2 separate regions of the Homo sapiens genome follow, and region 2 is linked to region 1. A link is an interaction called in ENCODE POLR2A ChIA-PET data of the cell type or tissue named here. Cell type or tissue: OCI-LY7. All regions are shown on one strand. Region 1 overlaps SPRING1 (SREBF pathway regulator in golgi 1). Region 2 overlaps FBXW8 (F-box and WD repeat domain containing 8).

What was found. ChIA-PET counts read pairs that join two places held together with the same protein. Peaks named below come from ENCODE experiments on the same cell type or tissue, not always from the same donor. Only the 100,000 strongest peaks of a DNase experiment are listed, where the experiment ranks them.
Region 2: POLR2A ChIA-PET joins it to region 1 with 5 read pairs; 4 of 35 experiments call an interaction of 5 or more read pairs at or near these places.

What each region holds. Positions count from the first base shown.
Region 1 is chr12:116,719,245-116,723,244 of GRCh38, forward strand. SPRING1 (SREBF pathway regulator in golgi 1) reads right to left here. Exons shown (of 5, transcript NM_024738.4): 2 at 3,823-3,979; 3 at 1,052-1,203; 4 at 519-632. Among named protein-coding and RNA genes, the nearest start is that of SPRING1, 17 kb to the right of the region's middle. In OCI-LY7, no CTCF peak of the experiment used is centred here; a DNase peak (open chromatin) is centred at 2,123; H3K27ac peaks cover 1,236 bases.
Region 2 is chr12:116,964,988-116,968,987 of GRCh38, forward strand. The region is part of intron 5 of FBXW8 (F-box and WD repeat domain containing 8); the gene reads left to right. Among named protein-coding and RNA genes, the nearest start is that of FBXW8, 56 kb to the left of the region's middle. In OCI-LY7, no CTCF peak of the experiment used is centred here; no DNase peak of the experiment used is centred here.

The DNA.
Region 1 (4,000 bases):
TTTAATGACAGCACGCTAATATGTATTGAGAGCCTGACAGCCTACAGATTTATTCGTGTATTTTTAAACATTCACCTGCCTCATCCCCTTGAATCCTAAAATAAACAGCGACTCCATCCCAGAACAAATTGCTACTTACTCTAAACAAGTGGTTACTGGAAAGCCTTAGTCAAATTTCAAAGACAGGGAGGAGGGCCTTCTCTTAGAAGCTGACTATTAGGACTCTACCAGACTTAAAAATAATTTTAAGCTTCCACTTAAGGAACAAATGTACCAACCACATAGAAGAGATGCCAGTTGATTAGACCTTGATTTAATATAAATGCTTCACCTCCCCTAACTTGTATAAATCTCACGTTGACATTTTAAATACTATCATCACACCAAACAAAGCGTGACACGGCTTCGAGTCTCTTCTCCCTTACCACCCCACCAAAAGGATCGACAGTGTGTATTTTCTAGTTTCCTTCTAACCCGTCAGCTGCCATCCCACAGCTAGAGACATCACAGCTTCTGACCTGAGATGAGGTCCTGCATTTGGCCAGGCACAACTCAAAGTGATCTTCGACTGCCATGAAGAGGTTCTGGAATGCCACGGCTGCCCGGTTGAGGAAGCGCTCCAGGAGAAGTTGCTATGGAAACAAAAGTTAGTGCCTGTAATAAATTACCTAAGCCAGCACAAGGTGACCTTGGCTATCTCTCCTAAACTAAGAGAATGCTGATACAGGGAAGGGGGGAAGAGGAGGAGAAAAGGAGGGAGGGGAAAGGACACACGCGTGCACACACGTGCATGCCAAAACACCCTGGGTATCTTATTCATTAGATATGTGATTAGCAATACAATGATCCATTCTGCAAAAGAACCATTCAAGCAACTGGGAACCACCTCCTTTCCTTAGATAAAAGCTATTGTGCAGCAATTTCTGACACCTACAAAGCTCCTTTCTAAGTTTTATTTTCAGAGGAATCTCACATGAAGAGCCTAATGCTCATCATAAAACAGAGGCCGAAAGAAAAAAGGAGCCGCAGAACCAGGATCAACTCCCCATACCTTGTTGGGCTGCAGGCAGCAGGAGACACAGTACTCATAGGCGCTGCAGCAGCCGTTGGGCCAGCAGCCATCACAGCAGTACTGCTTCGTGCTAGGGACGTTGACATTACAGCAGCCATTTACCAGCAAATCCTTCCTCTCGCAAACGTAGCCTGAAAGTCAGAGACCAACCTTAGCATAAAACCAGCAGCCTTGCCACCTCCCTACCAGGGATGACCATGAAGCAGCAGTGAAAGTACACAGACAGAAGCTGGAGTCTGGGGCATCATCCTAAGCACCGGAGAGCTGGAAACTGGACATAATGTGAGTGGGGCTTACTTTCCCCAGGCAGTCGTTTCCAGGAAGCAGGCACTCCCCTGTTATCGCCAGGCTACACGTCGGAACCTACCTACACCTACTGTTTAGTCGGCTGGCACATGTCTGATTTCATCATCAGGTCAAGCTACGGCTACGTTCTCCTATTCTAACCTATGCAAGCCAACGTCTCATCTGTGCTTGAAGAAAAATGTCATTCTTTTTTGAACAAAAAGTTTAAAACAGAAAAAAACCGAGGCACTGATTCACAAAAGTGAGGTCCTTCTAGATTTAACAAACAAACCACTCTTTACAAATATCTTTCAGATGCTCGCTGCATACTGACTAATTTGGAGATTACAAAAATAGAAATATTCACATCTAACCCTTATAAACTGATTTATACGTGTACGTGCCACGGACTCAATCACCCTTTGGCCTTTGGGAATGCAGTTCTCTAATACTCAAGAAAGAAAAAAACCTCTTAATCCCCCCCTCAACTTCTTATAAATCTCATCATCTATATACACATGCCCCTTCCAACCCAGCCCATTCATGGCCAACTTTAGAGAAAAAATCTTCTTACAAAAGCTAATGTATTGTTCAGAGCTGCTAAGCAGACATTTCTCTACATCCTTCTGGGAATGGGACAGAAAAATGTAAGGATAGGTCCACAAGGGCCACCACTGGCCCCGAGGAAAGTCCCAGGTGCACACATGAGCTCCCAGGTGCACGTTCAGGCCCACAGGTGCAGAGCAGCTGCTCCCCACATCACTGCATTCCAAACACCCCAGCTTCTTCATCCTCAGAGAAGGAGACTTGCTGAAGTATAAGGTTGTTTTCAGAAACTACTTTAGAAAACAAAGTCTGTTCAAAAGCAGGAGGCACCAGTAGAACAACAGTAACAAAGAAACTAAAAGGGCCCTCACTTAAGACTTGGGCAAATGAGGTCTATAGAGAACTGGGTTCCAGATACTTGGGAATCGGTGCCTTTTGTGGTAGTTGTTGTTTATGTTATTCTGTCTTCTAAATTAAGAGAGGATGATTCTAATGCTATAGTAAATGTTTCTTGGGATTCTTCCTATTTCTACTCATTTTCTTTTCAGGGACTAGAAACAAACACAAAATGTAATTAAGTTAGTTAGCATTTTCCTCAAAATTCTGCTCAAAATAATAAACACATAGCAACTGTATATAATGTGACCTAAACTCTGCCAGTTGAAATTCTCTTTCTGCCTTTTACTTTTCATCTTGTAAGTGTCAGCATCTCAGGCATCCTTTTTTTTCCCCACTGCCAACTTACAGTATTCAGCCTTGAAATGCAGCTCTTTCTAGCTTGGTGAAAGCAAGCTCATCAAGAACTCTCATCTTGTATCAGACATCTACTAACTCAAACGTTATCTCCAACAAGGAGTCCTGTAAGATCACAACCTCATACTGTGTTGCTATTGCCTTGAAAATTAACTTCCAGCCTTTGAAAAGTTTGTAAATGCAAATGATCTTATTTAATAATGTGTTACCCCGGCAATATTCACAGTGGCATCTGCTTGCTAAGAAGCGTAAGTTCTTACATGCTTTCTTTACTAAACTACTTACTTCACCCATACTCATGGAGAAAAATAAAACCTATAGCTCTTGGATTTTTATTAATTGATTGATTCCTTCACTCCTGGAATTTTTTACTCAAAGAGTCCAAGAGTCTCTGTCTTACCCAAATTAATCAAAAGAATATTCTTTCACTAGCTATGATAAAAGATGACAAACTGTGCTCACAACCCAGCACTAAAACATTAAAGTGAGAGTGTAAGATTTCATGTTTTCTCACTGAATGTCACACATCCTGTAAGAAGCCCTGAACTCCAAGTCAATGTCTGCCCACTGACTATGTCATCTTATGGAAGTAACTTCCTTTTGCTAAACTTCACTCTGCTTATTAAAAAACAAAACCCACATTATTTTCAATATGATTTGCTTTTTCAATGTGATCTGAAAAATATAGCTTGTCACTGGCATCACTGCTGAGTTGGGAATGCATTCTGGTCAGTCAACAAGTACATTTCTTGAGTGTCAACACAATGTGAATTTTACTCAGGTTACCAAGAAGGAAAACTGAGCTCTTATCCTATAGAGTTCACCCTCGAGATGAGAAAAAAAGATTGGCAAGATGGGGAAATAGTGAGGCTGGGGAGAGATTGTCAGAAGGGGCCTGGGGACTGATGCGTGACACAGTGCTCATGTTGTAAGTTGTAGGCAGAAAGAACTTTTAAGAGTTAGAGTTATCAAAACAAGCTTCTCTGATGTTGAAGGGAACCTTGAATGATGAGTAGGGTATAGAAGACAAAAACCTGGGGAATGTTGGAGATGAGCGAGGAGAGAAAATGTGTTGCAGAGGAATCCCTATTCAAACAAAAACCCTATGAATGGCCCAACCAGCCTACGCTCCTGACCGCCTGGAGAGGAAGGGAAGCCAGCCTCACCGAGTTCATCCGTGATGAGGTGCTTCCCTTGAATGGAGTTGCGGCACTGATTGCTCGGACGACTGCTATTGCCCAAGTTAAACTGCACTTTCCACGGGATGGGCTGATTATGGTCATGAACCTGGAGGAGATTCCTATCTCTCACTGCCCTCTCCTCCTGCAAAGAAACCATAAGTGA
Region 2 (4,000 bases), 250 kb after region 1:
CTCACTCTTGCTTTTATTTGAAGAAGTTGGCCAACAACCGTCAATGCATTAGTAGGCATTGGAACACAGCACCCATTAAAACTGGTGTTTAATTCCTACTGGAACTGTCAGGCTGGGCGCTAGTGCCAGACACAAGGCTGGCCAAAGCATCTTAAGCAAATAACTTGTTTGATGTAAAATATTAAATATACTTGGCCTACTTTTCCTTTAGCCTCTGCTCAGCCCAAAGGGAATAGTGAAAAGGGGATAGACATAGGTCATCTATTGATAAATGTAGTTATAGAAAAATAAAAGTCAGTGCCTACCTTTTCCTGTCACTTAATATACCATACCAGATAATTGGTAATAATATGTTTTCTCTTTGACATTGATAGAATTCTTTTTGTACATGAACAACTATGGATTTTTGGAACTAGGTACGAATAGTCTAAAGTTAGCTTTATCTATGCAAAGAAACTCTTGACAGCGTATAACTACTAGAAATGGTCATTTCAATGGCCATGATATCCAGTATGCCCACCTGTCATGCTCCTATCCTCCGTTATGTTGTGAAGTGTTGAATCTCCACAAGCTTCATGTCCCCACTTGCCCAAAAGTTGGGACCACAGCATATTTCAGAATGTTAAGTGTTCATGTCATGGCACCACTGCAAATCTTCAGAGTCAGTGTGACATTAGCAGTTGGCTCAGAGGAACAAAACTAAAGTAGCTAATGGGGAATTTTATACCCATGTGCTGTTTAAAAATAAAAATTAGGGCTGAGATCTTACATACATACCTATATATATTTGAGACAGGGTCTCACTTTTTTGCCCTGGCTAGAGTGCAGTGGCACTATCTCAGTTCACTGCATCCTCAACCTCCCGGGATCCAGTGATCCTCCCACCTCAGTCTCCTGAGTAGCTGGGACTACAGGCGCATGCCACCATGCCCAGCTAATTTTTTTTTTTTTTTTTTTAAGAGATGGAGTTTTGCCGTGTTGTCCAGACTGGTCTTGAACTCCTGAGCTCAAACTATCCACCTGCTTCAGCCTCCCAAAGTGCTAGCATTATAGGCATAAGCCACTGCACCTGGCCTTGAAAATATTTTTATATTTTATATAATTACTTTAGCAACGTGATGTTGGTTTGATGTTAGTAGACACTACTGATGGATTTCCTTTTCAGCCTATAGAAATTCAGCTGAGCTGTTTCTGTGGTATAATTAATATTTCATATGTTTATTGAGACCCTGGATAGATACCATAAGAGCAGCTTGAACATGTTTGCTACTTTCCAAATTATCAATGAGTTTTGTTTCCAAAATACCTATGCAAAGATTGCAGTACTTTTAAGTTAGAATCATATAGTTTTAGGATCATCTAATAGCCTTTCCCTACCATTCACACACACGAACATGCACACACATATTCTTCTACAGATGGGGAAACAGAGGTGCAAAGAAGCCAGGTAGGTTGAAGTCAGCAGTGAATCCAGAACTGTGATTGTGTCTCCAGGGCCGTGCTGCGGTGGTCGTGCTGTTTGTGGAATCCTGAACATAAAGACTCTTGTAGAAATGTGCGCCCAATTGATTTGCAGCCCATGTCTCACATCTCGTGAGCTTGAAAATACAGCTTGAGGTGATGTGCAGGGGTGCTGCTGCTGGTTTTATATTGTGAGAATTGTCTTCATTGCCCTCATCCCCTGTTGTTGCACAGAAATGTTGGGAAACAATGTAGGCATGATAAAGAATCTACTTTTTTTTTTTGAGACAGGGTTTTGCTGTGCCACCCAGGCTGGAGTGCAGTGGCACCATCTCGGCTCACTGCAACCTCTGCCTCCCGGGTTCAAGTGATTCTCCTTCCTGCCTCAGCCTCCCGAGTAGCTGGGATTATGAGTGCCCACCACAACAACCAACTAATTTTTGTATTTTTACTAGAGACGGGGTTTCACCATGTTGGCCAGGCTAAGAATCTGCTTTCTTTGGTAAAATGCTTCGCAAGTGATTGCCAAAATGTATTTTAAATTCTTTTTTTTTTTAAAGTCATAGTTAGAATTCAAACAGAGCAAAAATGTATATAAAATGACAAAGAAAAAGTATGCAAAAAGAAGTCGAGGTATTCCTCCCTGTCCCACTTCCAGGCCCTCTCGCATTTTACTCGTGGGGGGTCCTGCTCTGTATACTTCTCTGCACCTTTTTTTTTTTTTTTAATAACCTAATGGCACATCTTGGTGATCTTCCGTGTTCACACTTACAGGGTAAACCTTATTCTTTTTAATGCCTGTGTAGTACTGCATTATGTGGCTGTACCATCATTTATTTATTAGGGTCCTCATTGATACACATTTGAGTTGTTCATTTTTGTTATTGAAAACAGTGCTGCAAGCAATATACTTGAACAAATGCCAGGATGGACTTGTCCAAGGGTGGCCCTGGGGTGAGGTGCTAGTGATTGCTAGGTTGGAGGCTATGGCTGCAGGCTTTGGCTGCTTTAGGCTTTGATAACTATTGCCAAATTGCCCTCCAAAAAGGTTTCACCAGTTTATAGTGTCACCAAAAGTATGTGAGAGTGACTGACAGGTAAAAATGGCATTTTATTGTCTTTGTTTGCCTTTCTTTAATTACATGTGGACATCTTTTCTTTGTGTGTTGTTAGCTGTTTCTATTTCTTTCTCTGCAAATTGTTTGTTCCTGTCTTTCTTCATTTTTCTTTTGGGTTGTCATCTTTTCTGGTTGAAAAGAAAGCTTGGGAAATAATCCTTGCCATATGTGTTTCCGATATTTTTTCCGTAAGTCACTTATTCTTTTTTGTTTGTTTTGAGATAGAGTCTGGCTTTGTCATCCAGACTGGAGTGCAGTGGTGCGATCTCGACTCACTACAACCTCCGTCTCCTGGGGTCAGGCGATTCTCCTGCCTCAGCCTCCTGAGTAGCTGGGATTACAGGCGCCTGCCACCACGCCCAGCTAATTTTTTATATTTTTAGTAGAGCTGGGCTTTCACCATGTTGGTCAGGCTGGTCTCGAACTCCTGACCTCAAGTGATCTGCCTGTCTTGGCCCCCACAAAGTGCTGGGATTACAGGCTTGAGCCACCGCGCCTGGCTTGTCATTTATTCTTTAATGGACTTGTTTTCTAGAAGGTACTTGGTATGTGTGAACAATGTTAATTTTTTAATCTAAAAGTGAGTGGGGTTATTTTGTAATTTAATGTTTTTGATTACTACATTTTTAGGGTTCAAAGATCAAAATAATATAAAGTTATATATTGAGAAATCTTGCTGCCACCCACTTTTGTCTGCTCCATTCTGAAGTAACCATATTTTTTACTTTCTTGTATATCCTTGTATTTTAGTATTACAAGTACAAGAAAATATGAGTGTGTATATTCTTATTGCCCCCTTTTTAAAAAACAAAAGATAGCATACTATTTACTTTACATGATTCCACACCTTGGCTTTTTTCTCTAAATAGCATATCTTAAAAGGGAGTGCATGTCTGTGTAGAGAGAGTACCCCGTTTGCACACCTGAATGGTAATTCCATTGTGTATAAGCACTTTGGTTTATTGAAGGACAGTTGTGTTGTGTTTGCCGTTACAGTGTTGTAGTGAAAAACCTTGTAAAGATGACATTTCACACAAGTGCAAGGAGGATTGTTTTCTGGGTTACAGGGTAAATGCAAGTGGGGTTTTACTATTTTATGCTCTTACCAGCAAGCCATGAGAGTGTGCCCGCTTCCTCACAGTTTTGCCAACAAAGTATGTTTCCAGCTTTTGGGTATTCATCAGTTTGAGAAGAAATGGTCACCAAGTGTAGTTTTAATTTACATTTCTCTTAATGTGAGAAAGGTTAAATTAAAAAAAAAATGTGTACCTGCTACTTGTAGTTCTTTCTTTTTCTTCTGTTACTGTTATGGCTTATTTTTTATATTTTTATCTTGACAAGTTCGTCTTGGATTAGCATGCAGTATGGTTCCAAGTACATCTTTTTTCCAGCATCTCTTCTCGGAGAGCCCATTTCTACCT